2 separate regions of the Mus musculus genome follow, and region 1 is linked to region 2. Evidence: chromatin loops called from intact Hi-C (ENCODE). Cell type or tissue: gastrocnemius. All regions are shown on one strand. Each heading gives the region's core, and the rest is flanking DNA. Links, peaks and the distances in the headings are about the cores only.

Evidence for each region. Hi-C counts contacts between places; a loop is a spot of excess contacts. Peaks named below come from ENCODE experiments on the same cell type or tissue, not always from the same donor. Only the 100,000 strongest peaks of a DNase experiment are listed, where the experiment ranks them.
Region 1: it touches region 2 in a loop (2.3-fold over the local background); 3 of 42 quality-filtered maps call a loop at or near these places.

The regions. Positions count from the first base shown.
Region 1 is chr11:121,145,350-121,150,719 of GRCm38, forward strand. Tex19.1 (testis expressed gene 19.1) reads left to right here and starts at 794. Exons shown (of 3, transcript NM_028602.3): 1 at 794-873; 2 at 1,179-1,252; 3 at 1,380-2,965. The coding sequence starts at 1,469. The coding sequence ends at 2,524. In gastrocnemius, for the core only: a CTCF peak has its summit at 3,031 (motif pointing right); a DNase peak (open chromatin) is centred at 2,101.
Region 2 is chr11:121,199,791-121,205,160 of GRCm38, forward strand. It overlaps Ogfod3 (2-oxoglutarate and iron-dependent oxygenase domain containing 3), which reads right to left and starts at 4,858. Exons shown (of 9, transcript NM_025402.2): 1 at 4,699-4,858; 2 at 3,101-3,318; 3 at 1,121-1,196; 4 at 1-18. The coding sequence starts at 4,772. It also overlaps a transcript of Hexdc not described here. In gastrocnemius, for the core only: CTCF peaks have their summits at 2,228 and 4,999; DNase peaks (open chromatin) are centred at 2,199, 4,603 and 4,876; H3K4me3 peaks cover 1,210 bases; H3K27ac peaks cover 1,340 bases.

The sequences.
Region 1 (5,370 bases), core at 131-5,130, 55 kb before region 2:
AATACCTTCTATTTTCTGCTTGGTTTTTCTCTGAGTCCCAAACTCCTTTAAGGATAAACTCTTCAAAGAATTATTTTGGGTTTTGTTTTTTGTTGTTGTTTGTTTTTGTAAGATTTGCCTCTGCCTCCCAATTGCTGGGATTAAAGGCATGTGCCACTGCCTGGCTAAGATTTATTTATTTATTTTAAGAGTACTCTGTTGCTCTCTTCAGAGACACCAGAATAGGGCATCGGATCCCATTACAGATGGTTGTGAGCTATCAGGTGATTGCTGCGAATGAACTCGACCTTTGGAAGTGCAGTCAGTGCTCTTAACCCCTGAACCATCTCTCCAGCCCCTACAAAGAATTTCTTTAAAGAGTCTGTTTAAGAACAAAAAGACCCATAGACAGGCAACTGTGCTTAGGCTGCAGTTGAGAACTGAGCGAGCAGTTTCCCAAGTGTTAAAGAACTTTTTACTAAAGAGACAGGGAAGAAGGAATCGACTTTTCCAAACAAGATGTGCCGCGGGCCCAACTCTGAGCCCGGGCCTTCGAGTCCCTCGAAGGCACAGGGATGGGGACATCGGGCACCGCTAGAGCACACAGGAAGCACACAGGGCACTCAGGTGGCGCAAGGGAGCAGCGCATGCGCGCTGTAGGGGGCGCCAGGCCGCATGTGCGCCTTCAGAGCCAGAGTGACTCAGGGCCAGAGTGACTCAGCACCTTCGCTTCCTGCTGCTTTGGGACCTCATGGGAGATATGTAAATGAGCTGGAGCATCGCGGGACTTGGCCCTTTATAAGGCCGCGTTCGTCCTCCCTGGTGTTCAGTGCTTAGCGAGGAGAGCCTGGCTCTGGAGTCCATTAGCTGGCACCTGGGCGCTCAGTCAGGGAGGTAAGGATGGAAAGGGACTGGGCCGGGGGCTGAGCCGGGCTGGGTGCGGTGGGCCTGGGTCGGGTGGGAGCACGGTGGGCAGAGAGGAGATCCTCCTGGCGTAGGCTTCCCGGCCTCTTTGGTTGGTAGCCGGGCGCAAGTGTGAGGTCGGGGCCTTGAGCCCTGAGGACACCTCTGATGTCACCCCAGCCTGTCCAGAGTGAACAGGGAACCCCGGGGGCCAGAGCCCCAACACCCTCTCCTCAGGGGAGCCCTGCAGCGGGCCCAGCAGGGTGAGCCAAACCTCATTTTCTCTGTCTTTCTAGCTCCCCATATATTGGAGCAAGTGTGAAGCTGAAGAAGTTTCTGGAAGCTCAAGCCTGTCTACTTCTTCAGAGAGGTATTCATTGAATTCTCACCCAGTTCTGGTACCACTGCCCCGTGTCCTGGAGCCCCAAAGCCCCTAGACCTACTGTGCCCTGTTTTCTCCCGTTTCTCTCATTCTCGCCTTTCCCACTTATTTCTAGCCTCTGTGGTTCTGTTGACCTGACCTCCTCAGTCCATCGAGCAAGTCTGAATCTGTGTGTCCGCTTAGCTGCAGACAGACTTCTTGACCATGTGTCCCCCAGTCAGCGTTCGCCATGGGGCCAGGGGCATGTCCTGCCTCTATGAGGCATGGCTGTACCATCTTGTCCATGGGGAACAGACGAAGATCTGCTTTGCTTGCTTCAAGGCAGCTTTCCTATTGAATAAACTCTACCTGGAGATGGGAGACTGGCAAGAGGAGGAAGAGGAAGAGGAAGAGGAAGATGCTGATCTCCTGGAATACTTGTCAGAGTCAGAGTCAGAGTCTGAGCAGGAGCCAGGGCCTGAGCAGGATGCATGGCGGGGATTGGGGTCCCTTTATGTGCCACAGAGTGTCTCTGAAGGGTCTGGGGTCCTGCTGCCAACCCCTGTGTGGACACAGGGCATACTATTCTCCATTTTTGTGCCCACTGAGCTCTTTCCTCAGGAAGCTGTACCCCTGGATCTGGGTCCTGAGGATGCTGAGTGGACCCAGGCCCTTCCCTGGAGACTTGATGGGCTTTTTCCCTGCTCGCACCAGCTCATCCCTCCTCTGACTTGGTGGGATATTTTTGATGTGATGCCATCTCCTGGGCAACCTGTGTTGTTGGAGTTGAGATGCCACTGGCCCTTGGACCAGACAGTAGCACAATCCTGGTTGCAAGACCAGAAGTTTGTCCTCCTGTTGGATAGCGTCCAATCTAGGTGCCACCTGCTGTCAATGCGTGTCCGCTGGGTCGTAAGGACTCAGGTCCAGCACTGGCAGGTGTTGCTGGACCCTGGTGAGATGTGGGTGGCCCATTTTCGGAAAGAAGTTGGGCAGCACGGCCTGTACCATCAGAGCCTGAATCCCTGGAGGCTGAGCATCCTGACAGCTTCAGAATTAGGGATGGAGTTATTGCCTGCCACCTGCTACCTGTGGAATAAAGGCTTCTGGGTAGGTTCCTTCTTGCCCTGGCACATTAACATGCCAGAGACCTGGAGCTGGGAGCCAGGAGAGAGGCTGTTTATCACAGATGCTACTATTTGTGGTACTGACTACCACCTTGCTCAGTCTTTCCTTGATTCCCACCCCACCCCCCACCCCCTCCTGACCCTTACTCCCTGATGCACATTCCTGAGACACTAAAGCTCAGACATTCCCCAGGGCCCTGGGGACTGTGAAGAGCAAGAGGTTGCCTGTTCTGAGCAGCTCAGGGGAACAGTTGGTCCAGGACTTGAGGGGGCATCTTGAACATCCTGTGAGCTTATGAACCTCAGAGGGAAGTCTGGCATGTTCGTGTCAGTGTTCAGTGTTTGGTAGGTGAGGCCTAGCTGTATGTTTAGCTGTATGGAGTGTTGTGTGGTGGGTGTTATGGGGGCTCCGGTCACAGATCTACGTATGTATGGACTCTGAGGCACTAGTTGACCTTACTGTCATAGGGGTCATATGCTTACTGTCTTAGGGTCAAGATACCTGATTTTAGGGTTCACTGTTTTTGTTGTTTTACTTTGTTCGTTACTCGTGCTCCTTTTGAGGGCTTTTGTTGAATAAAGTTGGTGTTTTAAATTTTATTGTTTTATGTGTATGGTTTTGCCTCTACAGTACCGGCTTCACACCTGATACTTGCAGCAGCCAGTAGAGGGCATCAGACCTCCTGAAGCCAAAGTTACTGACAGTTTTGAACCACCATATGGGTGCTGGAAATTGAGTGTGGCTCCTCTAGGAGAGTAACCAGTGCTTTTAGCTGCAGAGCCATCTTTGTAGCCTCAGTTTTCAGTGTTTATTGGAGGCCTTGTGCAGTTTTCCTGAGTGGGTCTTGGTGGAGTAACCTCCCCAACTTCTGGGCTCGGGCTTGTGGGATGGTATCCCACAGAGCTGGGAACATGGTACAGTGGGTTTTGCCCTTTCCTGAGTCCTGTGGGGAGTTTGTAGTATGTCCTGTGACAGTCTACATAACCAGCAAGTGCTCAAGGGTTTAAAATGAGAAAGAGCCCTGTGTAGAAGTTGTATGTCGTCATCTAGTTGACGTAAGTATGTGCCCTAGAAGTTGGAAGGGATCTGTGGACCAATCCATGTGTCAGATCTACTACTATGAGCCAGAGTCACACCTCAGCACTTGCATAACCTGCACAGATGGTAGGAAACAAAGGCCCATGTGTCTCGTCAGTGGACACTGAGTGGCCCATCTAGAAATATCTCTGCCGTTCTGTGGGTGTCCCTGGCTGGGATCACCTTCCGGTGATTTAAGTTGTTCAGTTGATAAAGACCCACGGGTCCCAATCCTGGGGTCATCTTGCTGGTCAGTTAACCATATGATAGGATCTGATTATAGGTTTTTTTAGTTTTTTGTTTTGATACAAGATCTTACTATGTAATCCAGGCTAGCCTCCTGCATCACACTACTGAACACAGGGATTTCAGGTATTTGTCATACCCTCACCTCACTTACTTAACTTTGAGTGTCATTTTTTTTTCATATGTCTTCCAGAGGTGTCTTAGTCACTTAGGGTTCTGATGCTCATTCCTGGAGCGATGGCACCACAGTGCTGTTTAAAGAACACAGGAAAGAGGCAGCCTTGGTGGTGTGTCTCCTTCAGGGGCCTGGAGCCTGTGCTTCAATGGATAACCTAATCCTCCTAACAAAGTGGGCTTGTCCCTTCTGCCGTCCCTCCTTTCCCTCCTTCCTGGTTAAGCAGTCAATCCCAGCAAGCATTTTGATGTTGTTTTGTTTAATTATTTTTTAAAGATTTATTTATTTTTATGTATATGAGTACACTGTAGCTGTACAGATGGTTGTGAGCCTTCATGTGGTTGTTAGGAATTAAATTTTTAGGACCTTTGCTGGCTCTGGTTGGCCCCGCTCGCTCAGTCCCTGCTCGCTCTGGCCCAAAGATTTATTTATTATTATACATAAGTACACTATAGTTGTCTTCAGACGAAACAGAAGGGGGCGTCAGGTCTCATTACCGATGGTTGTGAGCTACCATGTGGTTGCTGGGAATTGAACTCCGGACCATCGGAAGAGCAGTCAGTGCTCTTACCTGCTGAGCCATCTAGCCAGCCCTTGTTTTATTATTTAACTTTACTTTTATTACTGTTTGTGTTTGAGAGTGTGGGTGGTGCACACATGCCATTGTGTACAGGTGGAGGTCAGAGGACAACTCTCTTCTGGGCACTCCAGTCATGAGCAAGGGACTTTATCTATCAAGACATCTCATTGGTTCTTAAACGATTTTTTTATACAGGCTTTTTTTTTTTTTTTTTTTTTTTTTTTGAGGGGAGGTTGAGACAAGGTTTCTCTGGTAACAGCCTTGGCTGTCCTGGAACTCACTCTGTAGACCACACTGGCCTCGAACTCACAGAAATCTGCCTGCCTCTGCCTCCCCAGTGCTGGGATTAAAGGTGTGAGACACCAGGGCCTGGCTTGCTTGTTTTCCTGATGGACTTGGCGTCTCCTCTGTCTATATGTGTGCACAAAGCCCAGAACAAGGTATCAGGTGTCCTCTTGCACTCCCTGCCTGTCCCCTAGGCAGGGTCTCTAGTACCTGGATCATGTGTTTTTTCTCAACTAGGCTGGAAGCCAAGACCCAGGCATCTGCCTGTATCCACCTATCTCCCTCAGAGCTGAGGTTGCTGGCATGAATTAGACATGTGCTTTGTTGTATGGGTGCTAGGATCCAAACCAGTGCTGATGGTTGCCCAGTAAGCTGAACCATCTCTCCAGCCTTCAGGCTTTTAATGAGTTAATTACATTTAGTTATTGTGAGGGTTCGTGGAGGGATGGGTGTGGGTATGCCATGCCACAGCCTGAAGCTGAGGTGACACTCGAACAATAATGGCACTTAACATGGAGGGCTGTTCTGTCTTTACACCATGTGAGTCTTTGAGATTGACTTCAGACCATCAGTCTTGGGAGCAAATCTTTACCCACTGAGTCATCTCATCTCACTGGCTCTTCCAGACTTCTCTTT
Region 2 (5,370 bases), core at 272-5,271:
AGCCCTTTCTCTGCTATTCTGTGGGGGGTAAAAAAACAACTTTAAATCAAGTTTTAGTTAACAGCATTCTCCATAAAGCATCTAGGCAAATCACCCACCAGTATAATAGTACCTTATCTATAGGCCCTGCTTGTTCAACATTTATGAAGTAAACAAACAGGGAAACTTGAAACTGAAACCCTCAAAGCTGAGGACACGTCAGCCTCCTCTCACTCCTAACACATGGCCTACTTGGAAACCACTGGCCTGATCCCAAACTATAGCAAAGGAACCTCTTAGTTTGTCTGTGGTCTGGCGGCTCCCCAATCGATGGGGATGTTGGTAATTACAGTTCAGACTGTCAAAGAGCCATCCCATCCCAGAGAGGACCACCAAGGAACACTAACCCCTCAGGAAAGCATTAATAATCCTCAGGTATCGTAGATGTATAGGATCAGGGTGGGGGGTAGGATGCAGAGGACAGGCTTCCTGCTGGGCACTTTAGCAGGAATAGCATGAGGAGAGAGAAGAATGGGGCTCATGGGCCAAATGAGGAGCCACATACTGAGTCTGAATGGCTGGCTGGTCAGAAAATGAAATCTTTCCTTTTTATTTGTTTGTTTGAAGACAGGGTTTCTCTGTATAGTCCTGGCTGTCCTGGAAATCACTTTGTAGATCAGGCTGGCTTCAGAAATCCGCCTGCCTCTGCCTCACGAGTACTGGGATTAAAGGCGTGCACCACCACACCCTGAGAAATCTTTCCTTTTTAAGATCTTGTTTTTTTAAATCCACACACAGAAAACTTCAGTATCAGCTGCTTCTGAGCTGGTATTTATGAGCCACAGAGATACTGATTGTCAGGTAGGGCCGGAGGAGCCCTTGTCTCCACAGCAGGGGAAGCTTCCTGGAGGAGGCTGGGCCTCTAGACTGCTCCATCATCAGAAACATTGCTAAGGCCACAGCATTTCCTCAGAGGAAGCAGGAAGGAGGACGCCTGCCCTCTGACCCCCCAAACCCCTGAGGATGGTTCACAGAACTGTGGGGGTTCTCTAGACTCTGTTGTTGCCCTGGCTCACCCCCCCATTCACTGCTCAACCCAACTCCTGGATGCCCTAGACAAAGTGCAGAGGTGCATGGGTACCTGCGAATCTGCTCCGCCTCCTCCCTGGTGATGACGATGTCAGTGACACCTCTGCCACACTTCCTGGGGGTACAGCCTGGAGGGTGACAGCCAAGGAGAAATGCTGACTTCTGCCCGAGGATCATGGCCAAGCTGACAAAGTCTTCTACCATGACCAGGGAGGGCCAGTTTGGTTAAAACACCTAGTTAAAAGCCAACTTCAGATAAAAAGTAACTTTTCACTGCGATTTCGCCCTATGCAGAACCTCAGCTCACATCTCCTTCCTGCCAGGTGTCCTGGGCTTCCCACATAGGCTGATCCTGTCACTGCCCCCAAGGCCCGGGGAAACAAGGAAGTCCCCAGACCTTACATTGACATTTTGGTCTTGCTCTGACTTGTTCGTTAGAAACATGGTTTCTCTACGTAGTTCAGGCTGCCTCAAATTTAGGAACTTCCTGCCTTAGCCTCCTGAGTTATAGGCCTGGGCTAACATACTAACTGGCAATGTCCTTAGCCTGCTTGCTTGCTAGAGTCCCTTTAGAAAGTTCTGACACAGCCCAAGCTGAGCCTGTCATTCTGGTCACCATCCGTCTCCAGGACCGTAGTACCTGCCTGCCATACTCATTTCTGCATCTCCTTCACCGTGGAGTCATGCAGACAGACACCCAGAGGGCAGAAGTTGGAAGCAGCTCTGACGGGAGAGTTGAGTGTGATGATGTTTAGGGTTGTTGGAGAGATGCCAGGTTGGAGTCGAGCATCTGCAGCAAGCTCGGCAAACAACCGGTCCCTGTATTCTGGCAGCTCCCCTTGCCCTGAGTGAGCTGTGTGCTCTTACATGAGACGGGACTGTAAACTCTGGGGACCTTACTACAAGATATGCTGGCTGGTAAACTGCCATTTACAATTTGTGTGTGTGTGTGTGTGTGTGTGTGTGTGTGTGTTGTAAATTAGAATATTCCAAGTAGACTCCCAGGACAGAGCATCCAACACAACAGAAACATGTTTATTTTATCGACTGCAGAAGGAGAAGAGGATGTGCCCTTTGTCCTTGGCCACCTGGTCCACAAAGTTCTTCCTCTGCAGGTTCACATGTGGCTGAAGGGCTGACTTCTTGTGCATCACAACAGCGCCCCTTTGTGGAAGAACATGGAACCTTTTCTCCATTCACATCCAAAACATTACTTTGAATGTAAAAAAATAAACCACCCTTATAGAGCTAGGCCCAGATTCTACATTTGAGGAACAGAATGCATCTGTGTGATATCGAATGTTCAGGAAAACAGCAGCCCAAGGAGGCCAACACCCCACCCCACCAATCCAGTCCAAAGGTGTGTGCTCTCTAGGCTGTCCTCACCTGGCCCTGAGACCCTGACATTGCAGCTTCCCTCTATTCCCCTGGGCCCAACCTCAGAACTCTGGCTTATAACTAGCGTGTAGAGGTCGGAGAACTACAGACAGCAGTTGGTTCTCTCCTACTGTGTAGGTTCAGGATACTGAACTCAGGTCATCCAGTTTGTGTTACGTGTTTTAACAGCTAAGCCATCTGGCTGACCCTTTCTTGGCTCCCTAATTCTGTTACCTCTCTGCAGGCAGCCTCTGGGCACAGAAGCCTGATAAGGTGCTGCCTGCATCTGAGTGGCACTGGAAGCCAACTCTGAAACATCTTTATTTTCCAACCAAGCGTGAGCTTGCCTATCTGGGAAGGGAAGGCTTGTCTCTGCCCACATATATTGTTTTAACTGTAGCAAAAGTCAATGCTGAGTTTCATTTCTGTCACGTCCTGTGTGTCTGGGTATAACTATATGCACATAACCGCAGGTGCCTGCAGGAGAAGTTGGATCTCCTGAAGGTGAAGTTACAGGCAGCTGTGAGCTGCCAGTCAAGGGTGTTAGGAACTGATATCTGGTCTTCTGGAAATTCAACAAATGTTCTTGAATGCTGAGCCATGTCTCCAGCCCCTACCAGCCACTCTAATTTACTGAGAAGCCGGTGGCACATACCTTCAAACCTTCGGTGACCATCGTAGTCCTCAGAGCAGGGAACCTCAATGAACCTGCCTTCTAGGACCTCACCACGACGGGCCACAACCTCAGCAACATCATCATCGATCCCCACACTACTCCAGAGCAGACATGTGACCAGAGCAAGGCCGACCCCAAAGGCCACAATCCTTAGCCATGTCCTCTGTGCCTCCCGAGGCAGCCGGTCCTTCTTGGTACTAAAGAAAGAGACGATAACCAGCCACTGGATGCAGCCATCATACTAAGCATGCCAATCAAACTCACAAGATGTTCACACTGGATGCCACCAGGCTTGGGCTGTGTCTACACTGATCTCTGATCAAGATGGATGCATCCCATCAATCCTGAGATATGGGAAGTACTTGTAAGCTAATTATGAGGCAGCTGGTGGGAAGTAGGGCATCTACTTCCATCCACAACTCAAGCTTATCAGGATGCCCACCATCACCACCCCTCAGAAGAGCTTCCCAGGCAGTATATGGACCTGTCTTCTCTGACCAGACAGGGCTGAATATGTGCTTCAATGGGCAAAAAAATTGTGGGCTGACCATAGGTAATTTCTGTCCAGCCCACAGAGCACCTATTTGGAGGATTGTCAGGGCATGTGAGTCTCTGATCACTCATGCATCCATATATGACTGCCCCATCCCAAGCCTGTGTTTCTACACGAACACATGTGTACGTAAACCAGCGTACATGAAGCATATCTACTTAACTCAAATCATAAACCTGGAGCCAGAAAGAGCACAGAAGAATGTCAGAAATGATATGTGTAAGTTTCCTCTACGACCCAGGTCTGTGTGGTCCGGTCCCTGATGAAGCTGTGTCTGTGTCTCTACACTTCTGTGTGTATAACTAGAGTGGCTGAGCTCTGCTGTCCAGGAAAGGTCTCAAAATACATGCAGAATTGTCAGAGTTAGGTCCCTGTCCCTAAGGACTCCGTTTCTTAGTTACCATTTCAGGTGTGGGTTTGACAGAGGCTCACAAGGCCAGTTTTGGATAGGTGAGGTGTGAAAGGCTGGGATGAGGTAACCAGCAGAGATGTGAGGAGACAGACCATGTAGTGGGTGGGGAGTCCTAAAGGCTCAAAAAGGGTCCCTAGCGAGAGAAACCTGTTCACGTGACTGAATGCAGCTCGACTCCAAGAAGAGGTTTCCTGTGGGCAGGGCCTCTGTGCAGAGCTTGGAGGTGGGCAGCCACGTGGACATTTTCACTATAGAAAGGATGCCGCAGGATACACTAACCAAGTCACGCCCCAACACATCAATCACGCCCACACTACCACGCCCTCTCTCTAAATTAAGCCTGCTCAAGTCTCAGTAGGGCTGGTCCCACCTGTCACCTCTAGCCAGGGACCAACCCAGACACGAGTCAGACCCCGCCTTGTCATGAGCACGTCCCACCCCTGTTAGGTCCCACCCCTGGGATGGCCACGCCTCACTCTGCCAAGGACACAGCAATCAAGACCACGCTCTGCCTCCCTCCGACCCCGCCCTCGGAGTGGCCACGCCCACACACACCAGTCAGGCTCCGCCCGCTGTGGCGCGCGGCCTCCCGGTCCCTAAGGATCCCGCTACCTGGTCGCGCGCCGGCGCTCTGCAGCACTACTTCCCTCGGGAATTCTGGGTGGTCCCCTCCGCTGAGGCGCCATCGGGCCCAGCCGTCGCAGAGCCAGCTACGACACGAGAGCCACCAAACTCGGGGCAATAGCTGCGACAGCGAAAGCGAGGCGGGAACGGGGTCGGGACGCGGGAGCGACGCGCTCGGTCTTCGTCCGGCTCACGGCCAGACGAGAGCAATCGGAGGCCGAGCGGTGGCGGGGGTGGGGTGGGGTGGGGGGAGGCGGAGCCTTCTCGGCCCTTGGCACTGCAACCCTGAGGCACCTGCGGAATTCTGTCTTCTCCTGTAGCTGGGCTGCGGCGGCGACGCGGGTGAGTCAAGCCCACAGCCACCGATTGTGCTGGGCCCGGATGACCTGTCTCCTACGGCCGCCGCCCTCTCCTTTCCCCGGCCCCGAGAGCTGCATTGAGAAGCCTGTCAGGGACTTTGAACTGCCTGAGAGTGGCAGGTCGGGCAGGGTTGGGGATTGAGGGCGAGCGTAGGGGGGGTGTGGTTCCTAAGGCTAGGACTTTTGAGTCCTTGCACAGGACGAGCAGGTGAAATCATGCAACTGGATGCACAACTCTGTAATTCTTTTTAATAATCGCTTGTGATTTTACAGAAGGTAGGAAAACTGTTTCTAATATCTT